Linked DNA regions of Homo sapiens: region 1 is linked to region 2. A link is an interaction called in ENCODE POLR2A ChIA-PET data of the cell type or tissue named here. Cell type or tissue: CD4-positive, alpha-beta T cell. All regions are shown on one strand. Each heading gives the region's core, and the rest is flanking DNA. Links, peaks and the distances in the headings are about the cores only. Region 1 has its middle 25 kb from the start of MBNL1. Region 2 overlaps LINC02917 (long intergenic non-protein coding RNA 2917).

Region 1 (4,403 bases), core at 259-4,258, 60 kb after region 2:
CATGTGCTGAAAACAGGTCAAGTAAGAGGGCTTTTGGATTTTGGATTTGGTAACAGGGAGATCACTGGTGATTTTGGCAAGAGTCTTGATAAATAGGAGGAAGCAGAAACCCATGCAGGAGGAAGAAATGTGAGAAAGATAGGTGGACTTAGTATGGTGGGTCCTCAAAAAGTATAAAATTACAGTATGATTCAATTCCACTTCTGGGTGTATATACAAAAAAAATGAAAGCAAAGATTCAAACAGATATTTGCACACCCATGTTTATAGCAGCATTATTCTCAATAGCCAAAGATAGCAACAACTCAAGTGTCCATCATCTGATAAATAGGAAACAAATGTGGTATATACATACAATAGAATATTATTCAGCTTTAAGAAGGAAGGAAATTCTGACACATGCTGCAACTTTGATGAACCTAAGTGAAATAAGCCAGACACAAATGGACAAATGTCATATGGTTCCATTCATATGAAGTACCTAGAGTAATCACATTCATAGAGATAGAAAGTAGAATGGTGGTTGCCAGGTTGAGGGCAGGAAGGAACGTTCAGTTATTGTTTAATAGGTACAGAGTTTCAGTCTAGAAGAATGAGAAAGTTCTGGAGATAGATGGTGGTGATGGTTGCCTAACAGTGTGAATGTACTTAATGCCTCTGAACTGTACATTTAAAAATGGTTCAAATGGTAAATTTTGTTAAATATATTCTACCATACACACATACAAAAAAGATATAAGGGCTCAAGTCAATGTGGGCAACTTTCTCAAAAAGTTCTGATGAAGAAAAAGAAAGTAATATGACAAGTCAGTCAGAGGAGGAATTTTTAATAGGGAAGAAACTTGAGCATATTTATCAGCCTGGAAGGGATCATTAGAGAAGAAGAGAAGTAGAGATATACATCCACTATTCAGGCAAAAGGTACACAAATATTGAGGAAATACATTAAAATTACAGCAGACATTGAGGACTATGCTTCCAGAGTGTGACTGGGTCTTTGGGGACTGATAAGCCTAGTGTTTTATATAATGATACCCAAATACAATAATATTTAAAATTTGTCTAAACACATAGAATCTAAGCAATTTTAATCACATTGACAACTTCTCTGTAGGGATTTCCTTATAAGTAGTTCACAAAGGAATTCAAATAAAATTTGATATCAATGACATACTGGGGTTTTGTTCGTTTATTTGTTTTTGTTTTTTGTGCGTTTTATGGAGGGGACAGCTTTCTGCATTTGGTTTATTTAACTTCCTGCAAACTCACATTAAGTATGAGTTTAGGTGAAATGGAAAATATTTCAGCTTCTAATCATCTCCTAATTACTCTGTTTGTTTGTTTTTGAGACGGAGTCTCACCCTATGGCCGAGGCTGGAGTGCAGTGGCAGGATCCCGGCTCACTGCAAACTCTGCCTCTCAGGTTCAAGGGATTCTCCTGCCTCAGCCTCCTGAGTAGCTGGGATTACAGGGGCCTGCCAAAGTGCCTGGCTAATTTTTGTATTTTTTTTAGTAGAGATGGGGTTTCACCATGTTGGCCAGGCTGATCTCGAACTCCTGACCTCAAGTGATCCACCCACCTCGGCCTCCCAAAGTGCTGGGATTACAGGCGTGAGCCACTGTGCCCAGTCTAAGTACTCTTTAATGCCTCTTTGGACATAAGGTTAAATAAAAAGCAAAGAGTGTGGTGCAGTGACAGCATGATAGCTTCTAAAGTCCAGAAAGTGGTTCTTGCAACATGTGGAGGTTTGCATAATTACTGTATTGCTCTTGCAATCCATCTCCTTCTTCCCCAATGAGCAAGGGAGTTTGGGAGCAACTGCCACACATAAAAAATGAAGCTACACATTGGCTTCTATTATCTGGCAACCTAAACCCATGATAAATATATTTGTATATATCCTTTTATTTGAATTTGGCAGTAGTACTTGCTTTGATCAACTTTTTTATGTCTTTTTTCAACCATTGTCCCTACTGTCCTTTAAATATTCTCATTTACTACTCCAACCTGTAAGAAACTTAGCCAGCTAAATGTTCAGTTTTGCAGGATCTGCACCTCTGCACCTGTTTTTTACTCTTGTGGCTGAAGTAGTGAAAGACCATAGTTCATGTGTAAGTAACAGTTTCAGTTTTGCAGTGCTTTATCTATATGTAACAGGCAACTATTCATGAGAAAGGAAGTTTGAGACTTGTAGGTAAAAAACCGCTACCCAAATTCCAGGAAAATGTCTGTTTACTGGAGGTTTTTTTTTTTTCTTCCTTTAATAAGATGCCTGTAGTCAGATTAGCATTTGTGTCATACTTCAAAGACTTTAAATTAATTAGACTTGTAAAAGCAAGTTAATTCCCATATATCAGCTGGACAGTTTTCTTCTGCATAGAGCAATGTTTTCTGTGATCATTGAGCCACACAGGAGATGCTTCCTTATGTAAACGAGCACTACTTAATCAAGTATAGGTTTCTTTTCTTTTCTTTTCTTTTTTGAAATGGAGTCTCACTGTGTCTCCCAGCCTGGAAAGCAATGGCCGCGATCTCAGCTCACTGCAACCTCCGCCTCCTGAGTTCAAGCGATTCTCCTGCCTCAGTCTCCTGAGTAAGTGGGATTCAGACGCCTGCCACCATGCCAGGCTAACTTTTGTATTTTTAGTAGAGACGGAGTTTCACTATGTTGGCCAGGCTGGTCTTGAACTCCTGACCTCAGGTAATCTGCCCGCTTCAGCCTCCCAAAGTGCTGGGATTACAGGCGTCAGCCACCGTGCCAGGCCAACTATAGGTTTCAATAGCTTAACTTTTCTAAAATTTGCTTACACATATAAACATGCATATACTTTAATTATATATGTGTACAGGCACCAATTATAGCCTGTTGCTGTGATTTCAAGTGTAAGCTTTATGAATAATTTTCCATGCCCCATAAAATGGATAAAGCATAATGACTGTTATTTCATAACTTCCTCTTTTGGTGGACTATCCTTTTGCAGAGGAAAAAAAATAATGTAACTAGAGAAGAGAGTTGAGCAGAGAACTGAGCTCTTTGAAGTGCTGGTAGTTTGTCTCAACCCATGAAGCAGCTTAACAAGCAACTATAACTAAGCATAGAGGTAAGAACAATTATTTGCTATTTTTCATTTTATTATTTGGATTGCTATTTATATAGCAACAATTTAAATGCTGGCCACATTACAGTGTAGATTAGATAAACCTGATAACTCTTTCAAGTAAGTAACCGACATTTTAAATAAAAAGTTTAATACATTTACAAAGCTTCAGCTTCACATACAAGCTTTTAAAAACCTGGAAAAATTTAAAGTTTTCATTGATCTCCAAATTATTTTACCTGCAAAATAAAACGTTATCTTTCTTGTGTATTTGTAATTTTGCACACAATTTAGTGCTGAAGAGGCATTTGGATTATTAACAAATTTGATAACTTTTCTTCTTTCCCAGCTCTAGATTATTTCTAATATTCTCTCACAGATATACTTTTGTTCATTTTGCATATTATTAGTTGAGCACTTTCCAGAAAAAAAAGCATTCTTACATTTGTTTTTACCCACCGTGAAAATATATTGTATCATTTAAAATATGACATTTCAGTATTATTTTTATATCATCACTTTATGATGATATTTGTTTAGAAAAATTAATTTGTAGTGTAGACAGCATGACTTAAAATTTTAAATGAAATATGCAAATCTAATTTTTAAAATGTATTGTTTTCTAAATAAGTTTAATTTGTATTTATAATGCTTAAAATATAGTAAGAATGAAAACAAAGTAAGACATTTGGTTTGATAATTGGAAATCAAACTAAACTGAAACTGATCTTATTAGTGAAATTCTAAAATAATCTAGATCCTAGAAACTTTTATTCAAATTTGCACTAATCCAGAATAATACCTACACATATTAACTGTATTTAATACAATTGTATTCATAATATAGCAATTTTTAAATCTTCCTTTTAAAAGCTGTTGGTTTCTTTATACTTTGGTAAAAACATTAAGGAGTGTTTAATACAGCTTTGAGAAGAAAAATCTGTTTAAGTGAACTACTCTGGCTATATATACATATGGAGGTTTGAAGAGTTTGCCTCTGAGCATTTTCATAATTGAATCCTTTTGAGAAAGTTTCATACATCACACATTTACCGTGTGAGATTTGGTAAGTATAAATATCCCAAGATGTATTTGAAGCTTTCTTAATTTGGTTTGAAAAAATTAGACTAATCTCATGGCTTCCAAAAAAGAAAGTCCACACTATCCCATCAATTAATAGATTTAATTTTTGATAAATTTTGGTAAATGGTGCTGTTATTACTGGTTCTAGTATGTTACCTAGTACCTAGTTGGTTTTTTGTTGGTTTGTTTTACGTATTTTCATGCACTACACCAATAAGTTG
Region 2 (4,403 bases), core at 331-4,330:
AATAATGTGGTAAGTAATTTTTTTTTTTACTTTTGAAGTATAAAAAAGGATATTTGGAAACAGGGAAACTTTCATATATTCTGCCAGAAAGAAAGTAAGCTTTTAGCACTAGATTTATTGTGTAGAGATTTTCAGTGGAGTGTCAAAATAGTTTCCCGCCTCATGTGGACTTCTTATTCCAAGCCCTACTATGTGAAGGGTGCACCCTGGAGATTACCAGGGAGAAGGCCCTACCTTGGCTCTTGTCTCCAAGATTCAGAAGGCAAGTATGGGTGGAGTATATCCACACAGTTTTTGCATTGGGATTTCAGTACCACCCTTCCCCAAACATCAATTAATATTATTATAATATGGTCAGATTTCAAAGAGTCATGGAGTTCCTTTATTTACTCTTGATCAGAGTGCCAATACCTCTGCAGTTTTTCATAAACTACATGCAGTAATTCTATCTTTGTATCCATCATATTGCCATAATATCTTCCAGGTGTTGCTTTTCTTTACACTTTATTGGACCAAAACAACAGAAACATGTTTGTATTAGCATACATACACATGTGAGCACATGAACACACATACTCTATGTCATTTAAGTGTAGGTTTTCAAAAAACTGTGCAGTTTACTTTGACTTTCAGCCATACACAATTGCTCAGGTAATGTTTTGAAAATTTCTAATGTGTTCTTTTGCATCTCTGAAAAGAATAACCTTTGCCTTGAGTACATAACATGTGTATAGGGGAAATTATAAATTCTTAACTGAAGAAATTCAGAGAAAAAAACACACTGTATCACTTAGGAATTGACTCTGGCTGCTAGGAACAGAGAACTGACTATAGTGACTAAAAATGTGGGCATTTTATTCTTTCATTAATGGAAGTCCAGAAGTAGGCCCTCCAGGGTTGGTATGGTGGCCCCAGAAAGTCACTGAGGGCCTAGGCTCCTATTATTTTTGCTCCACCATCTTTAATACATGGCTTAAATTTTCAAAGTCAAAAAATGGCTCATAAAGTGTTACCATCACAGTGGCATTCCAAGAAGAAAAAAAAAGGTAGGGACCTCTTTTGAGTTTAGTGTTCCTCTGATAGAAAGAGTGTGATATGACCAATCTCTCTTAAATCCTTGTCTAATATGGCTATTTGCTAAACAATCCCTTTAGTTAACGCTCAGCCTTGCCTTGGGGAAAAATTGCTTAGTTTCTACTGTAATTTATCTCTCCCTTGTCTTCTACCTCTGAAGTGATATATAATATCTGGAGGAAGAAGTATGTGGCTTGGGAGACTTGGTGTCTTTAGCAAGAGAGTGCAATCACCTGGCTTCACAGTGGGCCTTCAATGACATCCATGGGTCTCCAGTGTCCAGTCTTTGACTTCCTACTACCTAAGTGTCTTGCTGGCCTCCAGGACAAAAGTTTGTAATTTTTTGCTACAGTGAAGCATGCTATTTCTTTACCTGCTTGATTCAGTTTTCTTATTGATTCAGTTTCCTCTTGATTCAGCTTTTCCTGTATATAGACCCATCTACTATTTCTACCTCCTAAAACAGCCTCCTAAATGGCAACCCACCCATCTCCTTTGCTCTCAACACAATGTCCACAGCACATAGGAAATGAAAGAGCCTCTGGGATGACCCTACAAATTCTGTATGCATGACCATGCCACTGTGCCCTCATAATTGCACTAAGGCTCCCCTGCATTGGGCTAGGATACCCTACACAGCAATTTCTTCCTTAGGTACCCACAAAGGAAACAGAACAAGAGTGTACTGACTTGGTATTGTTATCATTTATCAAACATGTTCCTTCTCTGGATCAAAGCTGGAAAAGAGAAGTCTAGATATAGCACCCGATCTCTTGGAAATATTAACAAGACAAATATTAATTTGTCTTCCTAAATACATGAACTCATCAGCTTTGCACTAATAGACCTAAACTATCCATCTGCTGGAGGAAGACTAAAATGTATTACAAAAAGAAACCATTTATTGCGGTGGGAATGAAAAGAGATATTTCACTGCTGTTATGCAAATAAGATAATGCAGTAAGAAAAGTGTCTTGCAAGCCACTACATTATCTTGAAAAATGATCCAATAAACTTTTTTAAAAATCTGTTTTTCTTACCGTTTTGTATTTCAATAACCAAGCCTGGAAGATCAGTATCAGAGTTTTCTCCAGTGCAGAGAAAATGTCCTTGTCTCCATAAGGTTTGAGAGGAGATCAGAGTTATAAAAGAGTTTGGAACAGAGGGAGAAATTCCCAGAAGATGGCACAAAGAAGGGGAGATAGGAAGATAGAAGAGGAGAGAAAAAATATGTTGATTAACAGGAGAGCAAGACTATCAGAAACGTTTCCAAATCTTGAGCCTTTGGTTATCCATACCAATCTGTGATCTTGTCAGGTGGAAGAAAGTCTTAAGATTTACCTTTCCTAGTCACCTTTGGTTTCCATACAACTTAAACAGGTTGTATAGAAAACTTCTCTTAAAGTGGTTGAGAATCGGGTGTGGACTTTGGCAGATGGGATGGTTTTGGCAGGGACAAGGTGGCTTTATGGAAAGCGCAGCAGAGTAGACCACCAGATGGAGCCCAAGTGAGCTTTACAACTTGACATCGAGGGGCCTATAGCAGCATCAGGAAATGAACTGGGTTATCCATTTCTTTATCCATCCACTAGACTCTTACCAAGCTGTCAGAGAGACTAGAGTGTGCACCACTCCACCACAGCCACAAATCCATACAAAGTGCCGAATGAACAAGTAGTGACAAGGCAGAAAGAAGACACTGCTCTGTAGATACATTTAGGAAGAAAAGCTGATCAAACTAAGCTTTCTCTTTTTCCAGAGAAACGGTATTAATGACATAGAGAAATCATATGAATTATCCAATTGAGCTAAGTTTTAAATTCGGCTTGGTATTTAGTAGTCTCTTCCCAACTCCTGGTGAGTATTGGTTGTCTTCGCCTCTCTGAGTTACAGTAAAGTTTTTGACTCCTGTTATATTAGGATTCCCTCTCCTCAATTAGACTCAAAATCCCATCCTATCACCTGCTTCCCGCATTGCAATGTCCTGGAAAAATAAATTAAAAGGACATTTTTACAGTAAACCTACTTTGCTTCCTAATTTTTGAAATAATCAGATCTGCTTCCAAATCCTCATTAGCTGTATTGATGAGCTGAACCAAACAATGAGGAAACATTCACAGCTATAGCTGAACTTTCAGCATGGGCCCCACTAGGAGAAATCTTTTTGCTTCTATGTCCTTACAGCCTCTTGTTCTTTTGCTCTATTCGTACCTTCTAAGTGGTGGGTTATATAATCTTTTAAAATACACATGTAGAACAATCCAACCTCTATGTTAGAGGAAAGTAAAATGATGTCCTCACAAAGGTCTAGTTATATCCTCTTCATTCTTCCTACTAAATACTGAATCTATTTAGACCCCTGAGTTCTTCTAATGGAGTGAGGGTATTATTGTATACACCAGATAGGAGTGGCCTCACTCTACTCCCCTCCTCCTTCCACCTTTTTTTCAACACATAACCAAGAGCCCTTCCTGCAGATTTTGTTTGTTAGGGCAGGTTGGTAATATGTTGACCACCTAATAACATTGGCAAGAAAATTGCATAAAAGTTGAGTCCTGCATATGATTTTACTTTATAGTCATGAAAGACTTTCCATGAAGTCAATTCTCACTGCCCCTGCCTCTTTTCCATGCTTTTTAAATGGGATATGAGTACTCACATATGTGGGAGTGGGTCAGCAATTTTAAGAAATAGCCGAGTAACATTTTCCCAAAGAATCAATTATACTTAAAGACTTGGATAAAAACCATTCTCAAAATCCTATGAACTTATGCCTAAGCAAGAGTTTTAAAGAAAGTTCATCTTTGAAACACAAGACTTTGAGCTATAGTCCCAAACCATCCCATACCCTCCCCATCCCTCAAGACACATGCTGTCTCCATCCACTGCCAAACTTCCTCATTTCATACAGATAAGAAGCTTTGGATTTTTTTTTTTTGCATAAGTCCATGTAAAATTCAAGAGTTATCATATTTAAGAGTGAAATTGCCCTAAGGAAACTTTCTACTATTATAGTTTAGTAGTGAAGTAAGGAAAGTAGGGAAGTAAGGAAAGTCCGAATTTGGGGCAGTGTATGACTGTATATTTAAGATAATCTGGCATACAGGTTCTTGACACAAATTCTCAAAGGCAATCAGAGTTTTTGACTATTTAGATATGAATTATCAATATTAAATAAGCTAAGAAATACCAATTGGGTTTTGAAAGAAGTAAAATTGGGAGATTATATTCATATAAATTATGCTATTATTTGGCCCTGATTTTGTGTGTGTGCGTGGTGTGAGTGCATACATGTGTGTGAGTGCATGCACATGTGCTTGTGTGCATGT

What was found. Peaks named below come from ENCODE experiments on the same cell type or tissue, not always from the same donor. Only the 100,000 strongest peaks of a DNase experiment are listed, where the experiment ranks them.
Region 1: POLR2A ChIA-PET joins it to region 2 with 17 read pairs; 13 of 35 experiments call an interaction of 5 or more read pairs at or near these places.

What each region holds. Positions count from the first base shown.
Region 1 is chr3:152,241,339-152,245,741 of GRCh38, forward strand. It overlaps a transcript of MBNL1 not described here. Among named protein-coding and RNA genes, the nearest start is that of MBNL1, 25 kb to the right of the region's middle. RefSeq lists enhancers at 2,168-2,227, 2,358-2,487. In CD4-positive, alpha-beta T cell, for the core only: no CTCF peak of the experiment used is centred there; DNase peaks (open chromatin) are centred at 1,762, 2,123, 2,513 and 3,013; H3K4me3 peaks cover 2,967 bases; H3K27ac peaks cover 3,717 bases.
Region 2 is chr3:152,181,090-152,185,492 of GRCh38, forward strand. The region is part of intron 1 of LINC02917 (long intergenic non-protein coding RNA 2917); the gene reads right to left. The region is part of intron 1 of LOC101928166 (a long non-coding RNA gene); the gene reads right to left. Among named protein-coding and RNA genes, the nearest start is that of LINC02917, 22 kb to the right of the region's middle. In CD4-positive, alpha-beta T cell, for the core only: a CTCF peak has its summit at 2,552 (motif pointing right); a DNase peak (open chromatin) is centred at 2,582.